Linked DNA regions of Mus musculus: region 1 is linked to region 2. A link is a loop called in an ENCODE intact Hi-C map of the cell type or tissue named here. Cell type or tissue: left cerebral cortex. All regions are shown on one strand. Each heading gives the region's core, and the rest is flanking DNA. Links, peaks and the distances in the headings are about the cores only. Region 1 has its middle 12 kb from the start of Gm7168. Region 2 overlaps Gm34107 (a long non-coding RNA gene).

Region 1 (8,533 bases), core at 297-8,296, 88 kb before region 2:
ATGCTAATGAGAATGAGGGGCCAGAGGTCACATCCCAGGTAAGGATTCCATTCAGTCCTTTTGGCTTCCACCCTGCCCACCTAAGATTTCCAAATTGGGTCCTCAGGGTCCTGGAGAATCTTTTACAGGCAGTCCTGGAGGGACAGCCAGGTTCTTGGGAACACTGAGTTTAGCAGTGCTTCTCTGCTTCAGGCTCAGAGCCTTAGTGAGTGGACTTGTTGAGTGGCTCACCAGATGCATGGCAGTGTTGCACCCTCCAGTGGTGGACATGCAAATCGGCAGGATATTATTTCCACTTTTCTTTACCTCTTATTATAAAGGGCTGCTACCAGACAACTCAGGACCTATGAAACTTGAGTTCCCACCACCATAGGGCACCAGAGAGACTACACTAGAGGCCCTGTGAAACCTAGGTAGAGTACAATGTGCATGACTCTACTATCTGTGTGGTATGTGTAGCGTCTTCAGAGCAGAACCTAAAGTTTGTCATGGCTAAGTCTGTCATGGCTGAAAAGCATAAGTTTGCCCATCAATGTGGAACAACTGTCAATTGATAGAACCCAGAGAGTCAGTGGACAAGTTTAAGTCAAAGGTGGCCCTCCTTAAATTCTCAGATGCTTCCAGGGTAGTGTATAGCGACCACATCCAGAGCCATTTCTGAAAGATATAAGTGCAAAAAGGTGACAATGGCGTGGGAATTCTTATCAGGCCAGCATCCCTTGGTTCCAGTGGGGACCCAAAGAGGTCATATACCAAGGCATGGAGGCTGTCTAGAACATCTAGGATGTTTCAGAGTTACACAAGAGCCCACGGCCCAGCCTGGAAAAAACCCTAAAGTATCAGAATTATCAGCGATTCTAAGGTAGGGTGGGATATGGACTAATGAATGCTCAGGTGGTTGAAGGAATCAGCCCAAGGTAAACTTCAGGGAAGTGTGTTGTGAGAGCTAAGACAGGGCATACCAACAGGATGGCCTATCAGACCCAGGATAGATAGCCTATGCCAGAATTAGAACTGTCTGGGTAGAGCTGGCTTCTGTGGCTGTAGGAGCACTGAAAGCACATATGCAGGAGGACTCCCAGCATACTCTTATATCTCTCTTCAGGTTTGGGAGGCAGAAGACAACCACATAATTGACCAGTATGTCTGCCTAGTCTTCCAGACAGCTCATGACTAGCTCGCACAGTGACATCTGAGGCTGCATACTGGTGGAGTTGCTGGTTTTCAAGAAGTTAACTCCTCTCCATGGAATGAAGTTTCTAAGCTTCCTCTCCCTGTACTGGCCAGGTGAAGACCCACCACTATAGGACATTGTGGTGTAGGGAAGATCTGTACAGCTATCCCGTCTATGCCAGCCAGTCCTGAAAGTGGCTTGCTAGCATTCCAGCACCACCAGCCTTTGTCCATGTCTGGGCAAGGCAGTTCTTGGCCCTCAACCCATCTTCCCACCGTATCATTCTGTTTTGTCTGCCCACTGGTAGGAAATGGGGAACCAGCTCTGACACTAGTCTGGGCATGGGGAAGGTCCAATTCTTCCTGTACCTGGCTCTAAGCTCCTGAGATTTCAGGTTCAAAAGTATCTGAGAGAAACAAGAGTCAATGTTAGTCTTATTAAAAAACATTAAAAATACCAAAGTTTTCCATAGTGTTTATTTGGAGACTAAGATAATAAGCTCACTATGTAAGTATTAAAATTAAATAAAATATTTAGGCCTCTCTTTATATTTCATTTCTTCATAACAAATCTTCTACTATCAAGGAAAAATACAGACCCAATGTGTGAGCCAACATGAGTTTGCTTTCTGGACAGCATTTCCTGTCACATTATCTGCATTTTTTTCTTCATCAAAAGTACTTCCTGTGTATTTATGACATTCTGGTCCATCAGATAGATAGATACTCCCTTGGCCTGTTTGTCCCACAAATGCTCGTCTGAGCTGTGTCCTCTCACCACATATGAATGTGTCACAGTGTTCCCTGGGCAACATACATTTTCACAGGAATGAGCTTCTCCATGGGGTGATACATATTGAAAGATGTTTCCAAAGACTCCAGGGGTTCTTGTACATCGTTAGAACACTGTTAGGCCTCCCTCACAGCTACACTTCTGTCTTGTACTTAGAACACTGTTAGGCCTCCCTCAAGGCTACACTGCTGTCTTGACCTTTGTACAGGCAATGCTTGCTCAGGCATAACACTTTGGGTCTCCAAAGGGTTGAAGATAACGTTGATAACAGTGCAGAAGATGGAGGCCTGGCTTGTAAAATTTCAGAGGGAAGATTAAAGACATTTTTCAGGGCCATTGCTAGTTTGATTATGAAGATTCTGTAGTTCTGGTTAGTTGGGGCTGAAGAATCAGCTGTGATTAACATGATACTAGAACTACTAAAGCAAAAACTTTGCATTACTGGGACTATTGATGCTGATTAGCTGGAGTTAAGCAATTAGTGGTGATTAAGAAGAGAACAGCATCATTGAGGTGACCTCTTCTGGGAAGTATTTTCTGAGAGCACAGAGGCTGTGTTTCAGAGATAGCCAAGGTTGTAGCTTGTGCTGCAGCTGGACTTGGTAATGTGTAAGAATCACTCAGGTGGTACTGGTTTTGAAGGCATGAAAATGTCATGAAGAACAGCTGAAGCTTGGCACTGTGGGGAGGTCATGGAAGGCAATTGGAGAAGGTATAGCCTCAGCTGTAGTTGATGGCTTAGGACTGAAGGGGTTATGCAAAGGATTTGAGGCTTGGCACCATGAAGAGAGCCTATGAGAGGCTACTGGTGAAGCCTAGTTGGAGTGGAACACCCCAGTGTATTGGAGATGTCACTACCACGGGATGATCACTAAGAACAACAGCCATAGTGGAGTGGATCAACCTGAGCTTAGACTGCTACAGAGGGCAGAGCTGGAGAAGTGATGCCAGCCCTTAGGAGGAGTACAAAACATCAACTGGAATTCTAGACAGTGAAACAAGAAGCTGTAACATTGACATTGCCTTGGAGACACAAAGATGTTAAAGCTGCTAGAGCCATGGGATACATGCTGAGGAAAGCTGCTAACAGGGAGTGGAACCAGCCCAGGAGAAAGCAGTTTGTTGCAGTCAACAAAGATGAAAAAGGAGTGGAGATCTGAAGACCTATTTGACATCAGCCATGGAGATGTAGAGTGGAATTTGCCCAGCTGGCTCCCTGTCTTTCTTTGGGGATTACAGTTAAGTGATTAGATGAATCTCAGAAGAGACCTTGAACTTTGGACTTTTAACATTGTTTAGACTGCTATAGACTATGAGGACTTTAAAAGTTGGACTAAATGCATTTTGCATTATGCTATGTTTAAGTATGCCCGCCCCTCATAGACTCATGTGTTTGAACAAGTCTATGGGGACCAGGGAGTGGAATGTGATGGTTTGTATATTAATGGAACAGGGAGTGGCACCATTTGGAAGTGTGACCTTGGAATAGGTGTGACCTCGTTGGAGTAGATGTGTCACTGTGGGTGTGGGCATAAGATCCTCACCCTAGTTGCCAGCCTTTGGATGAAGACATAGAACTCTCAGCTCAGCTCTGCCTGCATCATGCCTGCCTGGTTACTTCCATGCTCCCACCTTGATGATAATGGACTGAACCTCTCTGAACCTGTAAGCCATCCCCAATTAAATGTTTTCTATAAATCTTCCCTTGGTCATTGTGTCTGTTCACAGCAGTAAATCCCTAACTAAGATAAGTGCCAAATGACACTTGCCTACAGGAGAATGGACATGGTCCATGGGTCACACTGGTGAAACCTGGACAGCTGAGATCAGGTCACAACCATAGTGTCTGTCTATACAGATGAAAACTGACACACCTTCCAAACTAGTACTTCTCAGTTGTCTCAGCCCTTTGCTTAGCTGCTTTACTTGTAGTGACTGATGAGAGTACACGGGGTGATGCTTCTGATCACAGGGGATTCCAGGAACCAGAAATGCCTTAAGCTCCCCGTGGAGGTTTGAAAATGCTTGGCCCAGGGAATGGCACTATTTGGAGATGTAGTCTTGTTGGAGTATGTGTGGCCTTAATGGAGGAAGTGTATCACTGTGGGTGTGACCTATAAGGTCCTTGTGGTAGCTGCCTGAAAGCCAGTTTTCTCCTAACAGCCTTCAGATGAAGATGAAGAACTCTTAGCTCCTCCTGCACCATGTCTGCCTGGAACCTGTATGCTCCCACTTTGATGATAATGAACTAATCCTCTGAACCTTTGTCTTAGTCAGGGTCTCTATTCCTGCACAAACATCATGACCAAGAAGCAAGCTGGGGAGGAAAGGGTTTATTTGGCTTATACTTCCAGGCTGCTGTTCATCACCAAAGGAAGTCAGGACTGGAACTCAGGCAGGTCAGGAAGCAGGAGCTGATGCAGAGGCCATGGAGAGATGTTCCTTACTAGCTTGCCTCCTCTGGCTTGCTCAGCCTGCTCTCTTATAGAATCCAAGACAGCCAGCCCAGAGATGGTCCCACCCACAAGGGGCCCTTCCCCCTTGATCACTAATTGAGAAAATGCCTTACAGTTTTATCTCATGGAGGCATTTCCTCAACTGAAGCTCCTTTCTCTGTGGTAACTCCAGCTGTGTCTAGTTGACACAAAACTAGTCAGTACAACCTATAAGCCAGAACCAATTAAATGTCTTTATAAGAGTTGCTTTGGTTGTGGTATCTGTTCACAGCAGTAAAATCAGAACTAAATCACTCCCTATCACAGATTAGATGGTTAGATGAGTGAGGTCTAGCCCATCAAGCTCTTTTTAGAGCATTAAAACACTTCTAGTTCAAAGTTCCAAAGTCTTCCACGTTGCTCAAAACAAAAACCACATATGCACAACCTGGTATGATCAGGTGTCACACTAAGAGTCCACTCCATTATATCTGCATTAGTTACCTTTGTATTTATGGACAGAAATGCCATGAGCAGAGCAAAGTATAAAACAATGAGGCTAGTGGGACTCGTGGTCTAGAGGTCACCTGTTACCAGCGGTTAAGTTCAATAACTACAAGGCTTGGTGGAAGGAGAAGGAAGCTGAGAGCTCCCATCTAGACACAAATTACAAAGCAGAATGCACTGGGGGTGGTACAAATATCTAAAACCCCAAATCCCCGCCCCAGTGACCTTCTTCAGCAAGGCACACCTCCTACATCTACCCAAAAATAGTCACCAGCTGAGAACTGAGTACTCAAATGTCCAAGACCATGGAGGATAGCTTATTCAAAATGACATAGGAATTCAGAAATTCACATCAGTAGCAGAGAGAACCTTCCTTGTGTGTCAATAGGTGTTGCTGAAAAGCCAGCAAGCTGCTCTCCCTCGAATTTCAAATAAGATGTGGGTTAGGTAAAAAAGGTAAACAGGCATCTCCAGGACAAGAAAGCTTTTGAACCTCTTCATACCTATGAGGTCAATCCAGATGTGCTGGCCAGGAAAACCACAAGAGGACCCAACCCAAATTCAAATCCTTCAGGCTTCAGGAGTGGTGTGTGTGTGTGTGTGTGTGTGTGTGTGTGTGCGTGCGTGCGTGCGTGTGTGTGTGTGTGTGTGTGTGTGTGGTGTTTTGTTAGGTTTTTTTTTTTTTTTGAGACAGACTCTCACCATTAAAGTTCTGGCTGTCCTGAAGACCATGTACACCAAGGGTTTGGAAGACACAGAGAGACATTTTCTCCAAGTATTGGGATATATGGTGTGTAGACGATCTACATGCATCTAAAACCAAAATCCTTCAGAGCAGAAAAACAGATTCATGCTACCCAAGTGGCCACACTGACACTTGTGACTTGAGACAGTGGCCAGCTTTGCTGAGCACCTGTATCAACTAACCCTCATGACAAGAGAGAGTAGACAAACTAATCCTTATGACCTAAGAGAATGGGCACACCAAAACAGGTGTTCTGAGACTTTAAATTAAATTCAAAACTGCAAATATTAGCAGTCAGTGGTTTTCTCAAAAATTCATTTTGTGATGCCTTCAATAAGTAAGAGCAAAATATAATCCCAACCTGACCCAACATAAATTCATTCCTGGAGACATTCTGACATGTACACCAACAGAGAAGTGATAGGGTTAGTACTGTAACCTGGTACCAAACAATAAGCCTGCCCGATCTGAAGATATTCTTGTACAAAGCAACTTCTTTCTTCTGGAATATTCAAAATTGAACTAAGGCCATCTCAATCCACCTCTAAAGCTGCAGTCTGCCTCCTCCTCTCACAAGCACTCTTCATACATGATCACATGACAGTAGCCACACCTTATGAAATGAGGTTGTTCTAAGGGTGGCTGAGAAAGTCCACTTTCTTTTGCAAGAACAAACTGACTGAAGCTGGCTTATACATGAAGAGGTTAGTTTGGGTCAGTTTTGATATAGAAAGCTGGGGTGACCTCAACGGTCAGCCTTTGTCATCGTCTTATGTGACATCTTAGTTGGATTGTGTGCAGAAAAGAAAGACCCCATGGCAGGAGGAGAAGTGAGAGGTATTTGGGAACGGTTTGGCTCTTTTCATCAAAACCAGTTTTTGCTAGACAGGATCCATCTGTATATGAACCAATCATCCTACAGTAGGCACCATCTCTTTGTGTGTATGTGTGTTTTTGTATATGGTGTGTGTTGTATGGTGTGGGGTGAATGTGTTTGCATCTGTGTATGTGCTTGTGTGTGTTCCATGTGTGTAATTGTGTGTGTGTCTGTGTGGTATGGCCTGACGTGTATTGTTGGTACAAACGTATGTGTGTGTGCATCTCTGTTGTGTGAGTGTTTGTTTGTGTTTATTTGTGTTCCCTGTGTGTGTATGTGTATTTGCATATGTGTAGTATGGTGTGTGTGTATTTGTGTGTGTGTGTGTGTTCCATATATGTATGCAGGTGTTTGCTTATGTATGCTTAACTGTGTCATGACTGTATGTTCATGTGTGTGCTTTCCTATGTGCTTGTATGTATGAATATGCCTGTGTGTCATGAGAGTGTATGCATGTATATGTGTTTGTGTGTATGTGTGTGCTTCTTTGTATCAGCATGAAGAGACAAAATGAAAAGATTAGATACTTTTTTCATTGCTCTCTCCCTTATGACCTCAAGTCAGGTCATTCACTGAGACACAATTCTGTCATCTCAGCTAGGCTGAGAATCTTGTAAGCAACAGGAATATGCTGATTTGCCACTGTCCCTCAGTGCTGGGCTTATGGGCACACACGGTCACACTTGGGTGGTCCTAAGAGTTCAAACATGAGTTTACAGCACAAGATCCTTGGGGGATGTTCATAATCAAACCACAACAGTGACAGATCTTACCACCCACAAGCATGCTATCTTGAAGGAGGATCCTTTCTTCTTAAAAGGACTGGAGAATAGCAAACACAAGGACATTTGACATCCCTTTTCTGCTGAGATCTAGAGAAGGAAGCCACACATTAGGCTAGTCTTCTCATTGAAGAGAGGTCAGTCTTGGGTTATGTTTCTCCAAATCTACAGATGTCGCTAAGACCCTATCCAGTCATGTCTGACAAAGCCACATGGAAACCAATGTGTAACGGAATCCTAGTCTATGGCATCTTTCTCCTTCACTCTATCCTTTTCTATACAATGTACATTTGCTATTGAAATCATATACTTTGTGTAGTGACACATCCCACACTGTTTAGATGTGGCTGATTGTTTCTTCCTCAGCATGCTTGCCTAGAGATATGACTGTATGCAGGTCCTCTGGTAGCCATAGGACATGAGCCATAACAGCTCTAGCTCTCTGTATGGCACACATTCTCAAAGATGACACTGTCAGCTTCAAGGGCAGCTACATCCAAAGAAAAATAATGAAAGGGCCCAAATGAATATTGGTGATGTTGCATTTCATCTGTTATTCTGAGTGTTTTAAATGGAACTGCCCATGACCAACAAACTTCCTAGGGTATTTCACGTCCTTCACATCCCCACACACATATGTACATGCAGGAAAAATGCAAATGCATGTGAAATTAAAATAAACAATTACTTAAAATTGAATACAAGAAGAAAAGTGTGATGTTTAAGAAAAAAAAAAACTTCCCCTCAAAAATTATTTTCTGTCCTGAAATCTATTTCTTATAGGAAGGGGACCGCTAGATGGGAAGATCTTTCTCTGTACACTTCTCAGCATGGGCTGAGGCTTTCTAAATTTGTAGATATTTGGTGAAATGGGGAGGAGCTTAGAAAGATTAGCATCATGTTCCATGTCAGCTCTCTTCAATCCCTCTTGGATGCCATGTTTTCAACTGAGCATCTCTTGCAATGGGTTCTGCATCCTGAGTCATGGTTACACTTTGAGGAACTTCAGTTACTACATAGATACAAGGGCCTCAAAGACCTCAGAATTGTCATCTAGGACTTCCCAAACTCATGAACATGACACAGGCCCAGTCAAAGTTAGCTATTGGTTCCCTAGCACTGCAACTAGGCCTGTCCATAGACAAAACAAAGATATCTGAGGAGCTTAAGAAAGCACAGAGTCAGGTACAAGCCTTTTTCAAATTCAGAATTGTGAAGTCT
Region 2 (8,533 bases), core at 395-8,394:
GCTATTCTCCAGTCCTTTTAAGAAGAAAGGATCCTCCTTCAAGATAGCATGCTTGTGGGTGGTAAGATCTGTCACTGTTGTGGTTTGATTATGAACATCCCCCAAGGATCTTGTGCTGTAAACTCATGTTTGAACTCTTAGGACCACCCAAGTGTAACCGTGTGTGCCCGTAAGCCCAGCACTGAGGGACAGTGGCAAATCAGCATATTCCTGTTGCTTACAAGATTCTCAGCCTAGCTGAGATGACAGAATTGTGTCTCAGTGAATGACCTGACTTGAGGTCATAAGGGAGAGAGCAATGAAAAAAGTATCTAATCTTTTCATTTTGTCTCTTCATGCTGATACAAAGAAGCACACACATACACACAAACACATATACATGCATACACTCTCATGACACACAGGCCTATTCATACATACAAGCACATAGGAAAGCACACACATGAACATACAGTCATGACACAGTTAAGCATACATAAGCAAACACCTGCATACATATATGGAACACACACACACACACAAACACACACACACCATACTACACATATGCAAATACACATACACACACAGGGAACACAAATAAACACAAACAAACACTCACACAACAGAGATGCACACACACATACGTTTGTACCAACAATACAAGTCAGGCCATACCTAACACAGGCACACATACAATTACACACATGGAACACACACAAGTGCATACACAGATGCAAACACATTCACCCCACACCATACAACACACACCATATACAAAAACACACATACACACAAAGAGATGGTGCCTACTGCAGGATGATTGGTTCATATACAGATGGATCCTGTCTAGCAAAAACTGGTTTTGATGAAAAGAGCCAAACCGTTCCCAAATACCTCTCACTTCTCCTCCTGCCATGGTGTCTTTCTTTTCTGCACACAATCCAACTAAGATGTCACATAAGACGATGACAAAGGCTGACCGTTGAGGTCACCCCAGCTTTCTATATCAAAACTGACCCAAACTAACCTCTTCATGTATAAGCCAGCTTCAGTCAGTTTATTCTTGCAAAAGAAAGTGGACTTTCTCAGCCACCCTTAGAACAACCTCATTTCATAAGGTGTGGCTACTGTCATGTGATCATGTATGAAGAGTGCTTGTGAGAGGAGGAGGCAGACTGCAGCTTTAGAGGTGGATTGAGATGGCCTTAGTTCAATTTTGAATATTCCAGAAGAAAGAAGTTGCTTTGTACAAGAATATCTTCAGATCGGGCAGGCTTATTGTTTGGTACCAGGTTAAGTACTAACCCTATCACTTCTCTGTTGGTGTACATGTCAGAATGTCTCCAGGAATGAATTTATGTTGGGTCAGGTTGAGATTATATTTTGCTCTTACTTATTGAAGGCATCACAAAATGAATTTTTGAGAAAACCACTGACTGCTAATATTTGCAGTTTTGAATTTAATTTAAAGTCTCAGAACACCTGTTTTGGTGTGCCCATTCTCTTAGGTCATAAGGATTAGTTTGTCTACTCTCTCTTGTCATGAGGGTTAGTTGATACAGGTGCTCTCCCAAGTCATAAGAGCAAAGCTGGCCACTGTCTCAAGTCACAAGTGTCAGTGTGGCCACTTGGGTAGCATGAATCTGTTTTTCTGCTCTGAAGGATTTTGGTTTTAGATGCATGTATTTTTATTTGTGTGTATGATTGGTTTTCCTACATGTGTATGTGCGCTGTGTGTATGTGCACAATGCCCAGAAAGGTCACGTGAGAGTCAGGTACCCTAGAACTGGCATTGGAGATGTCTGTGTGTTGACTTTTGGGTGCTGGGATACTCACCCAGATCCTAGGCCAGGGCAGCCAGTGCTTTCCTGCTCTGAAGGCTTTTTGATGTGCTGTTTCTTACTGTTCCACAAGACTGGTTCACAGGAATCAGCCTTAGGATTGTGTAGGATAACCACACTAAAAATAGTTTAATCCATGATTTGATGTCCTTACTGAATATGACAAAGGGTAAAATTGGACTGTATTTGTTTCTGAAAATTAACAGTGTCTTTGAAACTAAGATCATCAGTATGTTCCTTTCAATTCTGATCCATCTGGACAACCCCCAGAGTATATTCTTTTCTGTCCTCGGTGCTTGCTGTATTGCCTCAAGAACCAACATCACGAAGACAAGCTAAAGGAGACTTTAAAAATCTTCACAGTTTGAGATTTAAAGACACTCGTAGATCGTCTACACACCATATATCCCAACACTTGGAGAAAGAGTCTCTCTGTGTCTTCCAAACCCTTGGTGTACATGGTCTTCAGGACAGCCAGAACTTTAATGGTGAGAGTCTGTCTCAAAAAAAAAACAAAAAACTAACAACCCCCCCCCCACGCACACACACACACCACTCTGCAGTTGCTACCCATCTCATTCCTCAAGTGAGCTTTTAGAGCAACAGTCCTTCAAGTCTGCAAACTTCTGATCAACCCTCAGGATCTTTCCACTGACATCAGGCAGGTTGCTGCTAGCTTGTTGAGAAGTTGGGTTGTGTTGTTTTGTTATTTTGTACTCCCTTAGCTGACTTCCCCAAGTCCTGCCAGATTCCACTCACCACCTTCAGAGGTATTTAGTGTTTTCAAGTCATGCTGAAAAAAAAAAAGATACTATTTGTTTTGATTGTAGCATTTAGGATTGTGTTGAAGAGGGAACTGCAGAATGTAAGCTGTTTAACAAGTAGGTCTCTGAGTTATGACTAGGTGTAATCTTATCTGCTGAGTGAGTGTTTGATTAATGACCTTGTCCCTATTGGCTCTTGTGGTATTTTTATCCTGAAGCCTGAAGGATTTGAATTTGGGTTGGGTCCTCTTGTGGTTTTCCTGGCCAGCACATCTGGATTGACCTCATAGGTATGAAGAGGTTCAAAAGCTTTCTTGTCCTGGAGATGCCTGTTTACCTTTTTTACCTAACCCACATCTTATTTGAAATTCGAGGGAGAGCAGCTTGCTGGCTTTTCAGCAACACCTATTGACACACAAGGAAGGTTCTCTCTGGTACTGATGTGAATTTCTGAATTCCTATGTCATTTTGAATAAGCTATCCTCCATGGTCTTGGACATTTGAGTACTCAGTTCTCAGCTGGTGACTATTTTTGGGTAGATGTAGGAGGTATGCCTTGCTGAAGAATGTCACTGGGGCTGGGGTTTGAGGTTTTAGATATTTGTACCACCCCCAGTGCACTCTGCTTTGTAATTTGAGTCTAGATGGGAGCTATCAGCTTCCTTCTCCTTCCACCACGCCTTGTAGTTATTGAACTTAACCGCTGGTAACAGGTGACCTCTAGACCATGAGTCCCACTAGCCTCATTGTTTTATAGTTTGCTCTGCTCATGGCATTTCTGTCTAGAGATACAAAGGTAACTAATGCAGATGTAATGGAGTGAACTCTTAGTGTGACACCTGATCATACCAGGTTGTGCTTATGTGGTTTTTGTTTTGAGCAACATGGAAGACTTTGGAACTTTGAACTAGAAGTGTTTTAATGCTCTAAAAAGAGCTTGATGGGCTAGACCGCACTCATCTAACCATCTAATCTGTGATAGGGAGTGATTTAGTTCTGATTTTACTGCTGTGAACAGATACCACAACCAAAGAAACTCTTATAAAGACATTTAATTGGTTCTGGCTTATAGGTTCAGAGGATTAGTTCATTATCATCAAAGTGGGAGCATACAGGTTCCAGGCAGACATGGTGCAGGAGGAGCTAAGAGTTCTTCATCTTCATCTGAAGGCTGTTAGGAGAAAACTGGCTTTCAGGTAGCTACCACAAGGACCTTATAGGTCACACCCACAGTGATACACTTCCTCCATTAAGGCCACACATACTCCAACAAGACTACATCTCCAAATAGTGCCATTCCCTGGGCCAAGCATTTTCAAACCTCCACGGGGAGCTTAAGGCATTTCTGGTTCCTGGAATCCCCTGTGATCAGAAGCATCACCCCGTGTACTCTCATCAGTCACTACAAGTAAAGCAGCTAAGCAAAGGGCTGAGACAACTGAGAAGTACTAGTTTGGAAGGTGTGTCAGTTTTCATCTGTATAGACAGACACTATGGTTGTGACCTGACCTCAGCTGTCCAGGTTTCACCAGTGTGACCCATGGACCATGTCCATTCTCCTGTAGGCAAGTGTCATTTGGCACTTATCTTAGTTAGGGATTTACTGCTGTGAACAGACACAATGACCAAGGGAAGATTTATAGAAAACATTTAATTGGGGATGGCTTACAGGTTCAGAGAGGTTCAGTCCATTATCATCAAGGTGGGAGCATGGAAGTAACCAGGCAGGCATGATGCAGGCAGAGCTGAGCTGAGAGTTCTATGTCTTCATCCAAAGGCTGGCAACTAGGGTGAGGATCTTATGCCCACACCCACAGTGACACATCTACTCCAACGAGGTCACACCTATTCCAAGGTCACACTTCCAAATGGTGCCACTCCCTGTTCCATTAATATACAAACCATCACATTCCACTCCCTGGTCCCCATAGACTTGTTCAAACACATGAGTCTATGAGGGGCGGGCATACTTAAACATAGCATAATGCAAAATGCATTTAGTCCAACTTTTAAAGTCCTCATAGTCTATAGCAGTCTAAACAATGTTAAAAGTCCAAAGTTCAAGGTCTCTTCTGAGATTCATCTAATCACTTAACTGTAATCCCCAAAGAAAGACAGGGAGCCAGCTGGGCAAATTCCACTCTACATCTCCATGGCTGATGTCAAATAGGTCTTCAGATCTCCACTCCTTTTTCATCTTTGTTGACTGCAACAAACTGCTTTCTCCTGGGCTGGTTCCACTCCCTGTTAGCAGCTTTCCTCAGCATGTATCCCATGGCTCTAGCAGCTTTAACATCTTTGTGTCTCCAAGGCAATGTCAATGTTACAGCTTCTTGTTTCACTGTCTAGAATTCCAGTTGATGTTTTGTACTCCTCCTAAGGGCTGGCATCACTTCTCCAGCTCTGCCCTCTGTAGCAGTCTAAGCTCAGGTTGATCCACTCCACTATGGCTGTTGTTCTTAGTGATCATCCCGTGGTAGTGACATCTCCAATACACTGGGGTGTTCCACTCCAACTAGGCTTCACCAGTAGCCTCTCATAGGCTCTCTTCATGGTGCCAAGCCTCAAATCCTTTGCATAACCCCTTCAGTTCTAAGCCATCAACTACAGCTGAGGCTATACCTTCTCCAATTGCCTTCCATGACCTCCCCACAGTGCCAAGCTTCAGCTGTTCTTCATGACATTTTCATGCCTTCAAAACCAGTACCACCTGAGTGATTCTTACACATTACCAAGTCCAGCTGCAGCACAAGCTACAACCTTGGCTATCTCTGAAACACAGCCTCTGTGCTCTCAGAAAATACTTCCCAGAAGAGGTCACCTCAATGATGCTGTTCTCTTCTTAATCACCACTAATTGCTTAACTCCAGCTAATCAGCATCAATAGTCCCAGTAATGCAAAGTTTTTGCTTTAGTAGTTCTAGTATCATGTTAATCACAGCTGATTCTTCAGCCCCAACTAACCAGAACTACAGAATCTTCATAATCAAACTAGCAATGGCCCTGAAAAATGTCTTTAATCTTCCCTCTGAAATTTTACAAGCCAGGCCTCCATCTTCTGCACTGTTCTCAACGTTATCTTCAACCCTTTGGAGACCCAAAGTGTTATGCCTGAGCAAGCATTGCCTGTACAAAGGTCAAGACAGCAGTGTAGCCTTGAGGGAGGCCTAACAGTGTTCTAAGTACAAGACAGAAGTGTAGCTGTGAGGGAGGCCTAACAGTGTTCTAACGATGTACAAGAACCCCTGGAGTCTTTGGAAACATCTTTCAATATGTATCACCCCATGGAGAAGCTCATTCCTGTGAAAATGTATGTTGCCCAGGGAACACTGTGACACATTCATATGTGGTGAGAGGACACAGCTCAGACGAGCATTTGTGGGACAAACAGGCCAAGGGAGTATCTATCTATCTGATGGACCAGAATGTCATAAATACACAGGAAGTACTTTTGATGAAGAAAAAAATGCAGATAATGTGACAGGAAATGCTGTCCAGAAAGCAAACTCATGTTGGCTCACACATTGGGTCTGTATTTTTCCTTGATAGTAGAAGATTTGTTATGAAGAAATGAAATATAAAGAGAGGCCTAAATATTTTATTTAATTTTAATACTTACATAGTGAGCTTATTATCTTAGTCTCCAAATAAACACTATGGAAAACTTTGGTATTTTTAATGTTTTTTAATAAGACTAACATTGACTCTTGTTTCTCTCAGATACTTTTGAACCTGAAATCTCAGGAGCTTAGAGCCAGGTACAGGAAGAATTGGACCTTCCCCATGCCCAGACTAGTGTCAGAGCTGGTTCCCCATTTCCTACCAGTGGGCAGACAAAACAGAATGATACGGTGGGAAGATGGGTTGAGAGCCAAGAACTGCCTTGCCCAGACATGGACAAAGGCTGGTGGTGCTGGAATGCTAGCAAGCCACTTTCAGGACTGGCTGGCATAGACGGGATAGCTGTACAGATCTTCCCTACACCACAATGTCCTATAGTGGTGGGTCTTCACCTGGCCAGTACAGGGAGAGGAAGCTTAGAAACTTCATTCCATGGAGAGGAGTTAACTTCTTGAAAACCAGCAACTCCACCAGTATGCAGCCTCAGATGTCACTGTGCGAGCTAGTCATGAGCTGTCTGGAAGACTAGGCAGACATACTGGTCAATTATGTGGTTGTCTTCTGCCTCCCAAACCTGAAGAGAGATATAAGAGTATGCTGGGAGTCCTCCTGCATATGTGCTTTCAGTGCTCCTACAGCCACAGAAGCCAGCTCTACCCAGACAGTTCTAATTCTGGCATAGGCTATCTATCCTGGGTCTGATAGGCCATCCTGTTGGTATGCCCTGTCTTAGCTCTCACAACACACTTCCCTGAAGTTTACCTTGGGCTGATTCCTTCAACCACCTGAGCATTCATTAGTCCATATCCCACCCTACCTTAGAATCGCTGATAATTCTGATACTTTAGGGTTTTTTCCAGGCTGGGCCGTGGGCTCTTGTGTAACTCTGAAACATCCTAGATGTTCTAGACAGCCTCCATGCCTTGGTATATGACCTCTTTGGGTCCCCACTGGAACCAAGGGATGCTGGCCTGATAAGAATTCCCACCCCATTGTCATCTTTTTGCACTTATATCTTTCAGAAATGGCTCTGGATGTGGTCGCTATACACTACCCTGGAAGCATCTGAGAATTTAAGGAGGGCCACCTTTGACTTAAACTTGTCCACTGACTCTCTGGGTTCTATCAATTGACAGTTGTTCCACATTGATGGGCAAAGTTATGCTTTTCAGCCATGACAGACTTAGCCATGACAAACTTTAGGTTCTGCTCTGAAGACGCTACACATACCACACAGATAGTAGAGTCATGCACATTGTACTCTACCTAGGTTTCACAGGGCCTCTAGTGTAGTCTCTCTGGTGCCCTATGGTGGTGGGAACTCAAGTTTCATAGGTCCTGAGTTGTCTGGTAGCAGCCCTTTATAATAAGAGGTAAAGAAAAGTGGAAATAATATCCTGCCGATTTGCATGTCCACCACTGGAGGGTGCAACACTGCCATGCATCTGGTGAGCCACTCAACAAGTCCACTCACTAAGGCTCTGAGCCTGAAGCAGAGAAGCACTGCTAAACTCAGTGTTCCCAAGAACCTGGCTGTCCCTCCAGGACTGCCTGTAAAAGATTCTCCAGGACCCTGAGGACCCAATTTGGAAATCTTAGGTGGGCAGGGTGGAAGCCAAAAGGACTGAATGGAATCCTTACCTGGGATGTGACCTCTGGCCCCTCATTCTCATTAGCATGACCCACAGTTCTGCAAAGGTCTCTGGGTGGCTGCTAAAAAAGGGGAGGATGAAGAGGAGACGAGTAAGCAGGGTCAAGACAGGATCACTGCCCATACACACTGCTGTGAGCCCATCCTGTCCTGGGCCCTTTCCTGCCAAAACTCTGAAGTAGGAACCAAATACCCCTCCTCATAGGACTGTCTGAGATGAGGCCAGCTGGGGATCTGAACTGTCAGCAAGAAAGACAGGAGCTGTCTGTTACATACACCAGTGTGCAGGGTCCCAGATGAGCCTACCTCAAGAGTGAGGCCATTTCCTCCCCAGAGACCAGGTTAGGAGAGGCAGAGTTTGCCTGCTCTTGAACGCTGAGCTCTCCTTACCCCTGCAGATCCAGAAATGGTGCCTTCTCTCTGCCCGTCTATAGTGGGTCCAGGGAGCACCCAGTGGCCACACTCATATGATTTTATAATTTGGCCAATATTCTATACTGTCGCCCATAGAGTCTGGATTTAACTTCAGTGGCCAAGGCCAGCTGATTTAGTCTGAACTTGACTCTGAGAAGGAGGCCACCTACAGTGTTAATGACACATTGCTTGCCCCTGAGTGGCCTTCAGTGTAGCCCTGAGTGGTCATTCCAGTCTGAGCCTAGGGATTCATATTAGCA

What was found. Peaks named below come from ENCODE experiments on the same cell type or tissue, not always from the same donor. Only the 100,000 strongest peaks of a DNase experiment are listed, where the experiment ranks them.
Region 1: it touches region 2 in a loop (8-fold over the local background); 15 of 42 quality-filtered maps call a loop at or near these places.

What each region holds. Positions count from the first base shown.
Region 1 is chr17:13,956,171-13,964,703 of GRCm38, forward strand. It overlaps a transcript of Gm7168 not described here. Among named protein-coding and RNA genes, the nearest start is that of Gm7168, 12 kb to the left of the region's middle. In left cerebral cortex, for the core only: no CTCF peak of the experiment used is centred there; a DNase peak (open chromatin) is centred at 5,126.
Region 2 is chr17:14,043,793-14,052,325 of GRCm38, forward strand. Gm34107 (a long non-coding RNA gene) reads right to left here. Exons shown (of 6, transcript XR_876614.1): 5 at 7,850-7,921; 6 at 6,268-6,782. Among named protein-coding and RNA genes, the nearest start is that of Gm34107, 9.1 kb to the right of the region's middle. In left cerebral cortex, for the core only: no CTCF peak of the experiment used is centred there; no DNase peak of the experiment used is centred there.